Regions from separate parts of the Homo sapiens genome. Here region 2 is linked to region 1. Evidence: chromatin loops called from intact Hi-C (ENCODE). Cell type or tissue: heart left ventricle. All regions are shown on one strand. Links, peaks and the distances in the headings refer to the core of each region. The heading gives the core; the rest is flanking DNA. Region 1 overlaps LAMA3 (laminin subunit alpha 3). Region 2 overlaps ANKRD29 (ankyrin repeat domain 29).

Evidence for each region. Peaks named below come from ENCODE experiments on the same cell type or tissue, not always from the same donor. Only the 100,000 strongest peaks of a DNase experiment are listed, where the experiment ranks them.
Region 2: it touches region 1 in a loop (4-fold over the local background); 54 of 110 quality-filtered maps call a loop at or near these places.

Annotation. Positions count from the first base shown.
Region 1 is chr18:23,915,042-23,923,041 of GRCh38, reverse strand. It overlaps LAMA3 (laminin subunit alpha 3), which reads right to left. Exons shown (of 75, transcript NM_198129.4): 59 at 7,620-7,753; 60 at 6,347-6,491; 61 at 1,988-2,107; 62 at 1,457-1,590. Among named protein-coding and RNA genes, the nearest start is that of LINC02958, 64 kb to the left of the region's middle. In heart left ventricle, for the core only: a CTCF peak has its summit at 4,406 (motif pointing right); a DNase peak (open chromatin) is centred at 4,401.
Region 2 is chr18:23,615,189-23,624,110 of GRCh38, reverse strand. It overlaps ANKRD29 (ankyrin repeat domain 29), which reads left to right. Exons shown (of 10, transcript NM_173505.4): 7 at 4,482-4,580; 8 at 6,284-6,379. Among named protein-coding and RNA genes, the nearest start is that of NPC1, 33 kb to the right of the region's middle. In heart left ventricle, for the core only: CTCF peaks have their summits at 1,701 (motif pointing left) and 4,842; DNase peaks (open chromatin) are centred at 1,700 and 4,510; H3K4me3 peaks cover 1,064 bases; H3K27ac peaks cover 1,000 bases.

The sequences.
Region 1 (8,000 bases), core at 1-8,000:
GCTGGAGGTCACTTTCCTGATGGCCCCAGTTGGATTAGGTTCCCTCCTGGGCTCTGTCAGCACCCTGAGCTTCCTCCTATGGCACACGTCATGTTCTCCTGTAGTGACTGTCTCTCTTCTGTTCTTCTCCAGGCTCCACCCTGCTCATTGTTGCCTTCTTGGCACCTGTCACTCTGCCTGATGCCCATTAGGCACTCAATAAATCCTGTGTAATGAATGAATAAGTGGCAACTCTCAAACATACTCAAAAGTACTCGAAAAAACTACCTTAAACGATTTTATTTTATTCCATTTCATGGAAATAAAATCAATCTTACTGACAATTCATAACTGGCTATTCATGGCTGAATTGCTATTTGATATTGATAATATTAAATATTAATATAATCTCACTGGCTCTGAATTTCTTCATTTGTAAAACTCAGGGGCTACATACCATGATCTGCAAGGCTCCTTCCAGAGCCCAGGGAGTAAAGATGTCACCCCCAGGTTCTGTTGAAGTGCCCAGCTTTCCCATTTGCATTTTTGCCTTTGGAGGCAACCCTGACAACTTTAAAACAAAGATTAGTACCTGACTACGTAGAATGGACAGACGCCCACATGTATAAGGACTCTAGAAGAAAGAATACCTTGGCATGACACCTTATAAATCATATTCTAGTTCCTTCCAACTGATGTATAAGTTAGCAAAAGAGTTAACTAGCTTCAGATCTCATATAAAAGTCATCATAACCTAACCTTCTGGGAGCACTCTTACTTAGTCATGAGGCTGCACTAATCCTTCCAGGATATGTTCTGTCCACACACTATCGTCAGCTATCTAAAAGCCTTCCGGGAGGATACAAATGATCAAAATGTAAAAGTTATTTTTACGTGCATTCCAAAATGGTGGGATTTTTCCCATTCAGATAAAGCTTTACTGCCTTTCACATTAATTAATTCATGTGTTCACTCATCCAAGAAACAGTTACGTAACAATTCCACGCTCGATAGCATGTAAGGAGCAGCTGATGCCGAAGTGAAGGAGACATACTGTTTCACATTCTTCCAGAGGCTCCCTGAAGGTGGCAACCTCAGCTTTCAGTTCCCCAGGGATGTCTGTCAGGCCTTGGGAGGCCCACGCTCTCCTATGCAGCCTTCAAGGGCCCAGGGCCACAGCCTCTGTTCTACTTGCTGCCAGCATTGTTAACCCAACTATACCCTTCGTGGTCCCTCCCCTCCCGAGAATGACAATGGCGGTGACACACATTCCCCCACCCTCCTTCTTTCCACTGCCCAGTCTCATTATTCGGGATTTAAATCTGTTTTATTCTGTTGACTATACTGTTAATATGGAAAAGTTAACTTTTTGTGTTTGTTTGTTGGTGGAATTAAAAATGGCAGACCAGATTTTTTTTGGTCACAATCATAACCACTAACAAAGGCTTTAAATCTCGTTTTAAAAAAATCATCTTACCTTTCCCTGATTGCAATTGGAATTCCTCCCAGATAATATGTGCTGAAATCAAATACTTCACCATCAATTATAGTGTTTTGAACGTCCACATTTATCCACATACGCTTTTGGAGTTTTCCAATTTTGATCTGAATCTGAAATAAATGAGAGATGAATCAGCAAGCCAGCGAAAATAAGAGAATCCTATTCACAGGGGTTCAGAACTATCATGTTTTTATTTATCTTCCCCCAGATTCATTTATATACATAGTAGGAAGGCTCTGAGCAGTAGCATTTTTGGATAAAAATATGATACTAAAACATTTTGATAGAAATGTTTGTATTTGAAGTTAACCGTGTTTTATAGATATCATGTATATGTTATACATTTCATGCCGAAATGTGCAAATTTTAAAAGGATATATCCCTCAGTTAACATCCATAAGTTTATCTGGTAATAGGAAGTTTTATTTATTTATTTGGGGGCACTGACTTAATTTTAAAGGACTAAGGACATTTAACGATTCAAGTAAACAGACTCAAAAGGTGTACCGAATGGTCTCTGCCGTTGTTTATGGCGTCTCCAACTCCTCTCTCTTTTGGTAGCTCTGAATTCAGTTTGTATCTCACCATGAGCTTGCCATCTTCTATATTTAGAGATATGAAGCGATCCTAGGACAGAGGAACAATGCAGATGACCAGAAGGCTTGGCTGAAGAAGAGGCAGAGCACTGGAACTCCCGTTACTCTCACAGACCCCCCTGCTCTCAGCTTCAGCTGCTGCCTCAGTGAAAAGGGATAATGGTGCTGCAACAGCAACCTCACGGGATGGGATGATGGTTCAATACTGTAAGTCACGTTAAATGTCACGCACAGTGGTTGGCCCACAGGACAGACACAATAAATGCTAGCTATGATCATGATTTTGTTTCATGCGATCCATAACTGGTGTATAAAGATGGAGACCGAAAAGATACAGATCATTAATATTATTTGAAAATATGAGTGCCTTTTAGAGAGAGGCGAGGTCTTATGCAGACCTCAGATACCTTCCACCATCTGTTTTCTGACTGATTCTTATGTCTCTGTCTCATTTGTTGGTTTATCCCCTTCTACCTTCCATGTCAGTGTTGGGGGTTCCTCGGGGATCCTACACAGGACTCCTTCCTCCCCACACCACTCCCTTTGCCTTGACAATCACAGGCTCTCCTGTAGCTCCAATCCAGGTGTACTGATGGGCCCCAAATTGTTCTCCCCAGCCTAGACCTGTCTTCAGGGCCAAGTCTGCACACGTGATTCCCTTGTTGTTATTGCTTTGCTTGCATGACTCACAGAGACCTCAAATTCAGAATATCTCACACAGAACGTATGACCTACATGCCTCCTACAGGCTGCCAAGCCTGCCTCTTCTTCCATTATACCAGGTGCATGCGCTCCCTGACTCCCAGCCTGCCCCCTGCATGCACGTGTGCAGGGCACACACATACATCACCATGCTTACCTTTCCCTTATTGCTGAGCAAGCCACAAACCTAGGAGTCATTTTTTTTCTTTCTCATCCCTTTATCATAACCTAGGAATCATTCTTGATCCTTCCTTCTCTCCCATCCAACATAATCTTGTAAATTCTGCCATTCTTAGCTCTCTCTTTATGTCATCCCACCTAGTCTCAGCCACAACATTTTTAGCCAGTCCCTGCAGCAACAACCCGCCGGTCTCCCCATGTACCCCCGAAAGTCCATTCCCCCCTACAGCCAGAGCAGTCTTTGAAAATGCCAGTGGGAGCCTGTGACTCTCCTCGGCTGTCAGGATGAAGCCCTGACCCCTACCAGATGCTGCGTGGCATCTGCCTCTCTCTCAGCACTGCCTCTGGCTCTCCAGCCCCGCAGCCACTGTTCCACTGAGTGCTCCCTGCCCTTCCCACCTCCAGGCCTTCTTCATGCCTCTCCCTCTGCCTGGATCCCCCGTCTTGCCTGTCCCCATGTCCTGTTCAAATGCTGTCCTCCTGATCTCAGAGGAAGCATTTCCTTTGCTCAAGTGTCTTTTATGTTGTACATCCTCATTTCACCCCCAAACTTTTCCTTGATACAGCTCTTCACAGTTGTGATGAAATAAACAACCTATTAACAGCATTCCTTTGCATATTCTTCCCCTCTAGATTATAAAATCCCGGAGGGCGGGAGCCATATCTGTCTTTGTCATTATTGCATCTCCATTACGGTGTGAAACATATACTTGAATCAGCTACTTCCCTAAGATAAGCTGAGCAATTTCTGACTTAGGGCTTGAAGGCTTTGCTTTTACACAGTTCCTTAATGATAAGAATGCCTCTCTTTGAGGTCCAGGGACCGAGTTCTTTTCTAAGAGGAAAATCAGTCCTTATCTGGATCCTAAACCTTGCCTTTGGGAGTCAGCTTAGGTTGATCAAACCATAAACAACAGAGTTACACCAATTTACTGAGAGTCATGAGCCATCCTACTTAAAGCAGATCTCTAGGTCATTTCTTATGTAATGGTATTATGTTAAGTTTTCTTATTATATGAGTAGTATTTCTGGTTCTTAGTCTCCAAGAACTTCAAATTATATACAAAGAAGACCTTGTTTTGTAAAACAACTGCCGTGTCCTGAAGATGCTGGATGACTTCTCTGCTCTATGTATCCTTCAGGCTGGCTGGGACCTTCCCAAACCATCAGAACTGGTCCAGCCTTGGAATCTCCTGAAGGGTCCAGACCAACCCCAGAGAGGAGAGTTGGACCGGGTCAGTGTCACCACCCTGCGGTAGAAGACTCTGGTAAAATCCCAAGCTCCTTATCAATCCCATGTTCTCGGACCACCAGAAAGCCTTTGGGCTCATCCACATTTCTTCAGAAATACTCCGTGAGAGCAACTACAGAAGCTCCTATTCACCGGAGGGTTCAACTCCAGGCCGGCTATAGGTATAAAGCAGCAAACATCACGCCAACTCTCCATCAACCAGCAGATGGCGCTGACGATCACTTGTAGAGTGTCACTTTGGACTTTTCTAACCTAATAGATTTTAGAGGGTCCCTAGGAATCTCAGCTACTTGAAAACAGAGAAGCTTCAGTGTCTTGAGAAGGCAAACATGCTGATAAAGACACAATCCCACACAGCCTGGTAAGAATCAGATCAAGACAGAAACAGCAGGAAGTCAGTCTAGATCTTAGAGATCCCAGGAAGTTTTCACATGTTTTGGGTCAGAATAAGTAGATTCTTAGGCAAGCAGTGGTTCTCAAATAACAAAACTGATAATGAGAATAGAACAGGAAAAGGGGAGATTTCTCCCACATTTTGGGGGGCATGTTCTCAAATTCCTGATTATTTGCCCTCATTAAAATAGACATCAATGGAACAGAATAGAGAGCCCAGAGATAAAGCCACACGCCTACAACCATCTGATCTTCGACAAAGTCAACAAAAACAAGCAATGGGGAAAGGACTCCCTATTCAATAAGTGATGCTGGGATAACTGGCTAGTCATATGCACAAGACTGAAACTGGACCCCTTCCTTTCACCATATGCAAAAATCAACTCAAGACTAATTAAAAACTTAAATGTAAAACCTAAAACTATAAAAAAAAACCCTTGAAGAAAACCTATTCTAGACATAGAAATGCCTAGAAATACCATTATAGAAATAGGCCTTTGCAAAGATTTCATGATAAAGACCCCAAAAGCAATTGCAACAAAAACAAAAATTGACAAATAGAACCTAATTAAAGAGCTTCTGCACAATGAAAGAAACTATCAACAGAGTAAACTATCAACAGAGTAAACAGACAACCCACAGAATGGAAGAAAATATTTACAAACTATGCATGTGAAAAAGGTCTAATATCCAGAATCTATCAGAACTTAAATAATTAACAAGCAAAAACCAAACAACCCCATTAAAAATGGACAAAGGACACAGACTTTTCAGAAGACATATATGCTGCCAGCAAGCATATGAAAAAATGCTCAATATCACTAATGATTAGAGAAATGCAAATCAAAACAATGAGATACCATCTCATACTGGTCAAAAAGGGAATTATGAAAAAGTCAAAAAATAATAGATGCTGGTGAGGTTGAAAGTGGAAAAAAGGGAATGATTGTACACTGCTGGCGGGAATGTAAATTAGTTCAATCACTGTGGAAAGCAGTTTGTCTATTTCTCAAATAACTTAAAACTACCATTTGATCCAGCAATCCCATTATTGGGTATACACCCAAAGGAATATAAATCGTTCTACCATAAAGACAAATGCACGCCAATGTTCCTTGCATCACTATTCACAACGGCAAAGACATGGAGTCAACCTAAATGCCCATAAATGGTAAACTGGATAAAGAAAATGAGGTACATATACACCATGGAATACTACACAGCCATAAAAAAGAACGAGATCATGTCCTTTGCAGCAACATGGATGAAGCTGGAGGCCATAATCCTAAACAAACGAACGTAGGAACAGAAAACCAAATACCACACGTTCTCACTTATAAGTGAGAGTTAAACATTGAGTACACATGGACGCAAAGAAGGGAACAACAGACCCTGGGGCCTACTTGAGGGTGGAAGTATTTTTAAGGACAGAAAAAATTACCTATTGAGTACTACATTTATTACCTGGGTGATAAAATAATCTGTGCACCAAACCCCTGTGACATGCGATTTACCTATATAACAAACCTGCACCTGCACCCCTGAAACTAAAAATGTTAAAAAAAAAAAAAAAGTACATTTCCCAGCCAACAGAAAGTACAACTGGGTGGAGGAAAAGGATGCAGGTAACATTTACACATTGTTTTCCAGATCTAGTGGGTCATTTATAACAACCCAGTTATCTCCAAATTGCTAAACAGAATGAATATATTTGGTTGTATCTGGATGCTTGTTATAGATTACCCCGTTTTCTGCAAAGAACAGCAAGCCTCTATCCACGGTGGTCTGAATTGTCTGTCCAAAGGTTGGGATGGGAGCATGTGGTTGAGTTGGAACTCGAGCATAGCCCGTACCTTCAAAATAATTTTTGTCTGACTCTTCCTTCCTCCTGTCAACATTAATCATCATAAATTAGAACACAGCAGCAAATGATCACCATGCCAGTGTGCTTATTAATACAAGATGTTGCTATCTGAAAAATGGAGCCAAGAAAATGCAATCTAGTTGTCATAATTTTGTTAAAGCAGAGGAGACATCTTTAAAATGTTAAGGCAGCCAGCTCTTTCTCCTGGATGTGCTCTCATACTCTGACAATCAAACCCTAGCTCGACAAAGATGAGTAAGATACCCTTTTGGAAATGTCTGCTTAGGAAGATGTGGTCTGCCAGCTGAAGATTTTGAAATGTAAGAGATTATTAACTTGCAATGTAATTTTATTCTGAATAATAAATATTTGGTCCACCTCATATTAGAATATACCATGTCCTTGTAATTGTAGGGAAGGTTAGGAGTTCAAGGCAGCAATTTTCAAAAAGATTGAGGTGGAAGAGTACCAAAAAAGTCATGGCACATTTTATGAACCACTTTTTCTTTTCTTTTCTTTTCTTTTTCTTTTTCTTTTCTTTTCTTTTTTTTTTTTTTTTTTTTTTTTTGGAGATGGAGTCTCACTCTGTCGCCCAGGCTGGAGTGCAGTGGCATGATCTTGGCTCATTGCAACCTTGACCTCCCGAGTTCAAGCGATTCCTGTGCCTCAGCCTTCCAAGAGGCTGGGACTACAGGCACACACCATCACACTCGGCTGATTTTTGTATTTTTAATAGAGATGGGGTTTCGCCATGTTGGCCAGGCTGGTCTCAAACTCCTGGCCCCAGGTGATCTGCCCACCTCAACCTCCCAAAGTGCTGGGATTACAGGCATGAGCCACTAAATCAGGCCTCTAGATCAGGTACCATCTAATATTAAATATTTTGTGGTAGGAGGCACAAAAATTTTCATAAAGACTTTTTTCAAGTGAGAAAACTATCTAGCATTTCATACAAATTAAGAAGAGACTACCATAATTAGATTTTAGGGCAGGACTGCCAGTGTTGCATGCACACATACTTGAAGAACTACTGGCCCAAAGCAACTAGCAACATCAATAGCATCTCACTGGCCCATCCTTTATCATATGTAAAAGTACTGCAAGTTACCAAAACTCCAGTTACAGAGTTTCTGGTTTCTACATTTTATTTACCTTCTACAAGGCTCCACTTCAGTTGTGTTGAGATTGAATGTTTTTTTGAAGTTGTACAAGCTCAGAACATTTTCATTGAGGTCATCTAATTCAATACAACCTTTGTATGGAGGGAAACTTAGTCGACTGGGAAGCTGAAAATGAAATAAAACATCTTCCACCAATTGAACAAAGGACAATAATCAAAATAGTATCAATTAATCACTTTTAACAGTCACTATGGCATAAGGGTTAATTAAGAATGTGAACCCTGGAACAAGATGCCCTGGCTTTGCTATTTACTAGCTGTATGACTGTGGGCAAGTTATTACACCTCGCTGTCTCTGTTTCCTCATCTGTAAAATGGGAATGATCATGATGCTTATTTAAATTAACATACTA
Region 2 (8,922 bases), core at 478-8,477, 300 kb after region 1:
AAAAATATCAAAGTATATGGAAGTATTCAAAAGCCTATTTGAATATTTTTAAATGTTTTTTCACATTTTGGTACATTCCAAAACTCTACAAAAAGGAGCTAAATTGACTTACTTTTCATCATTTTCAAAATTATTTTTATATGTTTAATTTAAAAAAATATATAAAATCGCCAGACGCGGTGGCTAACACCTGTAATCCCAGCACTTTGGGAGGCCGAGGCGGGCAGATTACAAGATCAGGAGATCGAGACCAACCTGCCTAACACGGTGAAACCCCATCTCTACTAAAAATAAAAAAAAATTAGCCGGGCGTGGTGGTGGGCACCTGTAGTCCCAGCTACTCGGGAGGCTGAGGCAGGAGAATGGCGTGAACCCGGGAGGCGGAGCTTGCAGTGAGCCAAGATTGTGCCACTGCACTCCAGCCTGGGCGACAGAGCAAGACTCCGTCTCAAAAAAAAAAAACATATGAAATCATTGTTCTTTTTTTTATAGAGATGGGGGCCTCACTGTGTTGCTGAGGCTGATCTTGAACTCCTGGGCTCAAGCCATCCTCCCGCCTTGGCCCCCCAAAGTGCTGGGATTACAGGTGTGAGCCACTGCACCCCATCATTTTCATGATGAAAATGAAGGCTCTAACCATTATACCAGAAGGAAAAAATAAGAGAAAACAGAAATTAAGGTGTACAAAAGAGGAAAACCTCTCCTAATTCATAAACTAAATAATCAACTGATAGGTAATCTGATTTGACAATAATGCTCTAACTCACATGCAACTCCCTGGGCTCCAAAATCAGATTTGGAGATGTAATGACTAGTAATGAAATACACAGGCGGCCCCCAAATCTCATTTTCCCACTCATTCCTACCTGCTCACAGTCAGTTATCTCACAGGGTCGATGGAAGAATCAAATTAAAAAGCATATGGAAGTATTTTGTGAACAAAAGTACAAATTAAGGGGCGTATTGTTTCTCATGATAAATACTACTCAGATGCAATTAACATTTCCTAAGCATCTGTGAGCCAGTGCTCATGCTCACCACCTTTGTATATGTTTTCTCACTTATCTCTGCGAAGCTAATAATTTTTCCTAAGAGGACACTCACTCAGGCTGAGATGATTTGCCTAAGGTCTTACAGCCAGGAAGAACTGATTGCTTTTTCCACCTCCCATGACTATTCCAATTAAGATGATATATTTGATGAGTGTTATCATTGATGTTCTAAATTGATAATAATAATTTTTTGGCCAGGCACAGTGGCTCATGCTTGTAATCCCAGCACTGTGGGAGACCAAGGCGGGTGGATCACTTGAGGTCAGGAGTTTGAGACCAGCCTGGCCAACATGGTGAAACCCCGTCTCTACTTAAAATACAAAAATTAGCCGGGTGTGGTGGTGCATGCCTGTAGTCTCAGCCTCTCGGGAGGCTGAGGCAGGAGGATCTCTGGAATCTGGGTGGTGGAGGTTGCAGTGATCTGAGATGGCACCACTGCACTCCAGCCTGGGCAACAGAGCAAGACTCCATGATAGGTAGGTAGGTAGGTAGATAGATAGATAATTTTTCACAATATAGCACCTTTTAGCACTTTCCCACATATTAGTTTCAATTGTTAATACAAGTTTACTAATAATGACCAAGCCATTGAAAAGCACATTGAATAGACAGCTGGCTGCCTCTCCCTGCCCGCCCTCTGGTGGAGAGAGTGACAAAGAACAAAACAGACCCAGAGCAGGCACGGAGGGAGAAGCGCATTAGTATTGGCACCAGCTTGGACCCACACTCCCCTCCTGCCTTCCAGGGTCCCACCCGCACCCCTCTGGCTACAGCAGCTAGATTTCCCACCCTGCATGAAGGAGCCATGCCTGTCCAAGCCACTGTGACTGTAGCTGCTTTTCCTTCTCCTTCAAACGACCCTTCCCCTTTCTCACACCTAGCAAAATCCTGGTCCTTCTTCAAGACCTGGATCAGATAGCACTCTATCCAGGACACTGAGCCCTCATTCCCCATGCAGCAGCCCTCCCACCTGTTTGATTTTGTGCATTTTTGTCCATACTTTATGATGGCACTGCAGTCGTATGGAAACCTCCATGTCTCTTCTCCAGGACTTATTTTTAGCACTCTGCTTGAGACTTAGAAGGCTGGGCTCACACCTGTAATCTCAGCACTTTGGGAGGCTGAGGTGGGAGGATTGCTGGAGGCCAAGAGTTCAAGAACAACTTAGGCAACAAAGCAAGGCCCCATCTCTACAAAAAGAAAAAAAGAAAAAAAAATTAGCTGGGCATGGTGGTGCACACCTGTAGTCTCAGCTACTAGGAAGGCTGAGATAGGAGGGTCATTTGAGCCCAGGATGTTGAGGCTACAGTGAGCCTTGATCATGCCACTGTACTCCAGTCTAGGTAACAGAGTCCTGTCTCAAATAATAATTATCATTATTGGTTGCTTGAATTATTGATTAATTAAATCCTGAATTGGGAAAATCAAATAAAGAATATGGAAGTGCTTTTAAACTAAAGTACAAATTAAAGTACAAATTGCTCATGATAATATTTAGATTCAAGAATATTTCCACCAAGAGGACCCTGGAAAAATTATGAAGTAAGTTAAAGTGTCTTCCACTTCCCTCTATCCTTTGTTTCAGCACCTCTTCCACTGTCTCTCCCAAGACAGGTCCCAACATCCTGTGACTGCTCTTCAGCACCCCCAGATCCTCCTGGGCTCCCAAGTCACCAGCTTCCCCGACCCAGCTCAGATGTCTTCATCCTCTCTCCCTTTCCTGGGACAGCAGTGGGCAACAATCTTGTGCCTGCTTCTGCTAGTAGGCTAAGGTTGAAATTACACACTGCAGCAGAAAATGTAACTTTATATTCTATAACTGAATCATTTTGCTCTTCAGCCCCCCTTCCCCCGATGGGTAATTCAGTCTTATCTGGCTAAAACAGTCTCTTGGGGCATATTACCATAATTACCTCAGAGGTTACCTTTAGCCCATTCTGGATCCTGCTCCCTCCTGCCTTTCTCTCCGAAGGGACCTAAGAGTCAGACTATCATCCTGGCATTGAGATGGGGGTGGAGAGCCTCATGCGTGGCCCTTGTGCTGGTCCACAAGCGTCCTGCACTCTTACACCCCAGGGTTGCAGCTGGTCTCGCCATTCTCTGCTGGCCTGGCCATTGTATCTACTCAGGAAGTCAGGGCACTGTGGCCTTGCCTTCCCGACACCAGGCTCACTCCAGCCGACTGTTTCTCTGTCACTTCTGATTTCCCATAGGCAGACGGGACTCCTGGATGCCTAGGTGCTAGGTGGATGTGGGCCATGGGGACTGGGGGACCACTGACTCTGAAACTCCCACGGCCATTTCTCTCCTATCTCCCGGGCACCAGCAGAGAGCAGAACTCTAAAGGGCTTGTAACTTTCCTGGTTTCTCACAAGAAGAGAAAATCCTTTCCCATCTGGAATTCCCCATAACTGACCTGATGTTTCTTCCACAACCTAGGTTACCTCTCCCCCACAACACACGCGAGATTCAACGCAGAGGGGGAAGAAAACGTGGACACTCTCACGTGACCTCCGCCTTCCCCCTCCCTCTCTAGCTCCTTCACACATTGGAAGGCTTTCCCAGTTTCCATCCCATCTGCTGGGAACCACCCTACTGTCAAATCCTTCCCCATCCCTTGCATGTTTTACTTTTTTCTCCTCTGAAGCAATATATCTCCACCTCATGGCCCAGTGTGCACAGAGATAGCAATATTGGGGAAATACTCCCAAATATACGCAGAGGAAATATTCCCCAAAATGCTGTCCTGCCGTAACTAGTTTATGTGCATCACTTCCTAGAAGACACAACAACAGATTCCACCTAAAATTAAGCCCCCTAAGAAATGAGGTGGCTTTGGAGGGTTCTGGACACCAGACTAGAAGAGTAGGAGAAATGACTTGAGTTCTCTGACCCGCAGACCCCACCTCAAAGAAAACTGCCTGCGTTCTATGGGAATGAAGGGTGTATTTTGTGAACATTAAGGTGTGACCCACTGGGAAAGCAAAGAAATGGACAGTCTTGGGGGAATAGGCCGGCTTCTCTCTGGGTTTGTGGAATTTGGTTCTGCTGTGGTGTATGTATACAGGTCAGCTGCTCCCCCAAGCCTTCAAAGCAAGGTTCCCACGCATCTTTCCATGAAGTCTGTACCACCCTTTTTGGTAAAAGATCCAGCCACAAAATGGATGATTTTATAAGCCAAAATTTGAATACTGGCAATTATTCAAGTAGCCCAGGCTCAGCCACGTGCCGTCTGCGTCCGTGGGCTACACACACCCCCTCTTTTCTCACTGCCTCCTGGGCGGTGTGGATCAGCTGCAGAGTGTGATCTGCGGTCAGGGAGTGCCTTCCCGGAGTTTTCGCTTTCAGACCCCTGGTGTTAAAGACGTTCTGTGAGCGGGTGGGGCCGGGCGCCCCAGTCACGGCGGCCGCCGCCTCCTCTTCCCGCAGGACGGGACAGCGCCCCTGTGGATCGCGTCCCAGATGGGCCACAGCGAGGTGGTGCGGGTGATGCTGCTGCGCGGAGCCGACCGCGACGCTGCGCGGAACGTGAGTGCCCGAGTCGCGCGGCCAAAGAGCGAAGCCTCCCGGCGCGCCTGTGTGGAGAAAACGGGTCTTGACTGAGTCTGCAGCCCACATGGGTTTCCTCCCAACCTCCTTCCTTGAGCAGGAAAACAAAGTCAAGGTCTGATTCGGTGCTGCTCGGTCTCTCTCCTCCTCCACCCGAGATGACCTTGGGACGCACTAGAGAGGGTGGAATCTTAGCCTTAGGCCTGAGGGCGGTAGAGACGGGGCCTCCCGCCTGTCCTGGGGGCCTCCCGCCTGTCCTGGGGGCCTCCCGGCTGTCCTGGGGCGTGTCCTAGGGGGATCCCCTGGCTGGTGCTGCGCCTCCTGCAGGCCCTGCCTCTTGCCCCTCCTCCCTGGAGCTGCAGACCCCTTGCACCCCGTCCCCTGTTGGCCCGCCGTCATCCACTGGCCTCTGCTGGTGCCACCTAATACTGCCTTTGTGTGCTGCACAGCAGGCCCTTTTCCCCATAAGGAAGGCTTGAAGAGAACCTGACCACCTATGCTGTTTGCTTTTTGTGTTTTACTGTGGCCTTTGTATAACCCTTGCTTACGTAACCCACCTTCCCCTCTCCAAGTCTAAGCTCCAAAAAAGGGAAATCACCAGACGCGTTCGCCACCATTTCACTGCCCTCTCTCTCACTCTTCTTCTTCCCACAATCTCTGAAGCCAGAAAAGACCCCCACCCCCCGCCCCCCAATTCATTCTTCCTTCTTTCTGATTACAGATAAACCCTAATGGCAGGCCGAAGTGGTTTCTTGGCTACGGGAGAATTATGGACTAAATCCTCCAAACACAGCGACTGATATGTGAAAATGGGAGAAAAAGGAATTTGGAAACTGTGTTCTTGAGCCAAAAAATAACGACAGAAGCTAAATATTAATTTTTGAATTTGGCTTTTCATTCTTTTTAGCAGATTTTATTTTATTTTTTTCTGAGACAGAGTCTCACTCTGTCACCCAGGCTGGAGTGCAGTGGCACGGTCTCAGCTCACTGTAACTTCCGCCTCTGGGTTCAAGTGATTCTCGTGCCTCAGCCTCCCGAGTAGCTGGGACTACAGGCACGGGCTACCACACCCGGCTATTGTATTTTTGGTAGAGACGGGGTTTCAAGTGACCCTCCTGCCTTGGCCTTCCAAAGTGCTAGAATTACAGGCGTGAGCCACTGCACCTGGCCTTTTAGCAGATTTTAATCTATCACCTCTGCCCCTAAGCCCCACTACCCACACACGGGCGGATGCCTAGAGCAGACTAGGGCAAGGCTGTATAAATTTTTTTAGAAACAGTAAATACAGCTCAACAATGATCTAAATTATTAAAGACAGTTAACCATTTCTGCTAAGTTATGAACAGCCGAGAATGCCTCTTTGGTCCAACCATGGCCTAAAAATATGCTCTTGAAATTCCCCTTGTCCCCTGCCCAGTGTTCTCAGGAACTGTAGAAGTATGAATTCCCAAATGGCAGAGTTCTAACATAATCTAAGTCACTGTTTATCTGATACTCTTTCATGCAGAATTTACTGCTTAATATTCTCTAAAATGCTCCTAGATTAAGAGACATTGCTGATCTGTGCTTAATTTACACGTCATTAGTTTCTGACAACGGTACTTTCCAGTTCCCAACTGACTGCTTTCAAGCAACACAGATATATGTTAATAATCAACTTTTATTTTCCTCTTTCTGTTAAGGATGGCACAACAGCATTATTGAAAGCAGCCAACAAAGGGTATAATGATGTCATAAAAGAGTTGCTTAAATTCTCACCCACTCTTGGTATTTTGAAGGTAAGACCTAAAGATAAATTTTACTAATCTGTAAGAGAGAGGTTAGAAAGTAAGTCCTCACTTGGGGACTGTGTCGAATTTGGGTGCAGTTAGCCTGGTTAGTTGGATTCTTGAAAGAACACACCTGCAGCTTCTTGATGCTGGAGATCCCAGGGGCTCTGGTAGAAGTGGGGAGGTGGTAGAAAGAGTGAACCACAGTCTGTCATTACCTAGTTTTGCAGAAAAAAAAAAATCGACAGTAGTAATGAAATAGCTAATTGGAAAGTATGCCATTTTGACACCATTTGGAGGATTTGTGAAATCAAGGAAGAAGAACAGACACTTATGTCTGTTCTCTTCATTTTCTTAAGCAAAGAACCACTCTGTTTTGTTCCCTTAAGTGAAATAAAATAAGCCTCAAACACCTGGAAGCCTCAGAAAATATGTCAGTATGGATACCTGGGTCACCTAAAAAACAGAGCCAAAACTCTTTTTTTAAGTTTTGATCTTTTTGTTTTGTTTTGTTTTGCTTTTTTGAGATGGAGTCTCCCTTTGTAGCCCAGACTGGAGTGCAATGGCACGATCTCGGCTCACTGCAACCTCTGCCTCCCAGGTTCAAGTGATTCTCCTGTCTCAGCCTCCCAAGTAGGTGGGATTACAGGCACGCTGCCACCACACCCAGCTTTTTGTATTTTTAGTAGAGACGGGGTTTCACCATATTGGCCAGGCTGGTCTTGAACTCCTGACCTCAAGTGATCCACTTGCCTCAGCCTCCCAAAGTGCTGGGATTACTGGCATGAGCCACCCTATCTGGCCTAAATTTTGATCATTTTTGATTAAAATATTTCTAACCTATATTATATATCAGGAGTCAGCAAACTTTTTCTGTAAAGTCTTAATAAATATTAGTATTTCTGTTTACTAATATAATTATATTATTGATTATATTAATTTTATTATATTATATTATTTATTATATTAATAGTAATGCTTACTAACATTTTAGTAAATATTACTAAATAGTAAATAGTAATAAATATTACTAATTACTAATATATTTACTACAGTAAAGATATATTTATTAATATATAAATATTACTATAGGAAATATATACTACAGAATGTATTTACTATACACTATATATATAGTATATATAGTATATATATATATATACTGTATATATAGTGTATATATATATATACTATATATATATAGTATAAATTTACATTTTTTCAGAGACAGGGTTTCACTCTGTTGCCCAAGCTTGAGTACAGTGATGCAATCATAGCTCACAGTAATCTTGAATTCTTGCGCTCAAGTAATCCTCCTGCCTCGGCTGGGACTACAGCCACACACCACTGCACCCATCTAATTTTTAAATTTGTTGTAGAGATAGGGTCTCACTATATTGTCCAAGCTGGTCTCAAACTCCCAGCCTTAAGCAATCCTCCTGCCTTGACCAGGAGGCATATTAGTATATGGCATATATTTACTATATATAGTAAATTATATACTGTAAATACATACTATATAATATATAGTACATATAGTATGGATGTATTATATACATACAGTATGTATAGAGTATACATACATACAGTATGTGTAGAGTATACATACATACATACGGTATGTGTAGAGTATGCATACATACATACGGTATGTGTAGAGTATGCATACATACATACGGTATGTGTAGAGTATGCATACATACATACGGTATGTGTAGAGTATGCATACATACATACGGTATGTGTAGAGTATGCATACATACATAGTATATATACATACATATAGTATGTATATATTATATACTATATAATATATACATACTATATAGTATATACTATATAATATAAATATATACTATATATACTATAGAGTAAATATTTATGTCTAGTAATATTTACTGAAATGTTAGTGAATATTACTGTTACCAGATAGCAAATATTTTAGGCTGTGTGGGCCATACAAGTCTCTCCCAACTGCCCCAACTCTGCTGTGGTAATCCAAAAGTAACCATAGAAAATACAACAAAAAGGCCCAGTGCGGTGGCTCACACCTGTAATCCCAGCACTTTGGGAGGCTGAGGCAGGTGGATCGCTTGAATCCAAGAGTTCCAAACCAGCCTGGGCAACATAGCTAGACTCCATCTCCACAAAAAATGTTTTTAAAATTAACTGGTCATGATGGCATGCACCTGTAGTCCCAGCTACTTGGGAGGCTGAGGTGGGAGGATGGCTTGAGCCTGGGAAATGAAGCTGTGATCGAGCCACTGCACTGCAGCCTAGGTGACAGAGAAGCTCCTGTCTCAAAAAAAAAATCTTAATTCCTATAAAACTTTATTTATGAACATTGTTATTTGTGGAATTTCATATTTTCACATATTACAAAATATTTTTCGTCTTTTAATCTTTTTAAAATCATTTAAAAATGTAAAAACAGTCTGAGTGCAGTGATTTATCCCTATAATCCAGCACTTTGGGAGGCTGAGGCAGGAAGACTGCTTGAGGCCAGGAGTTAGAGACCAGCCTGGAGAATATAGTAAGACCCTATCTCTACA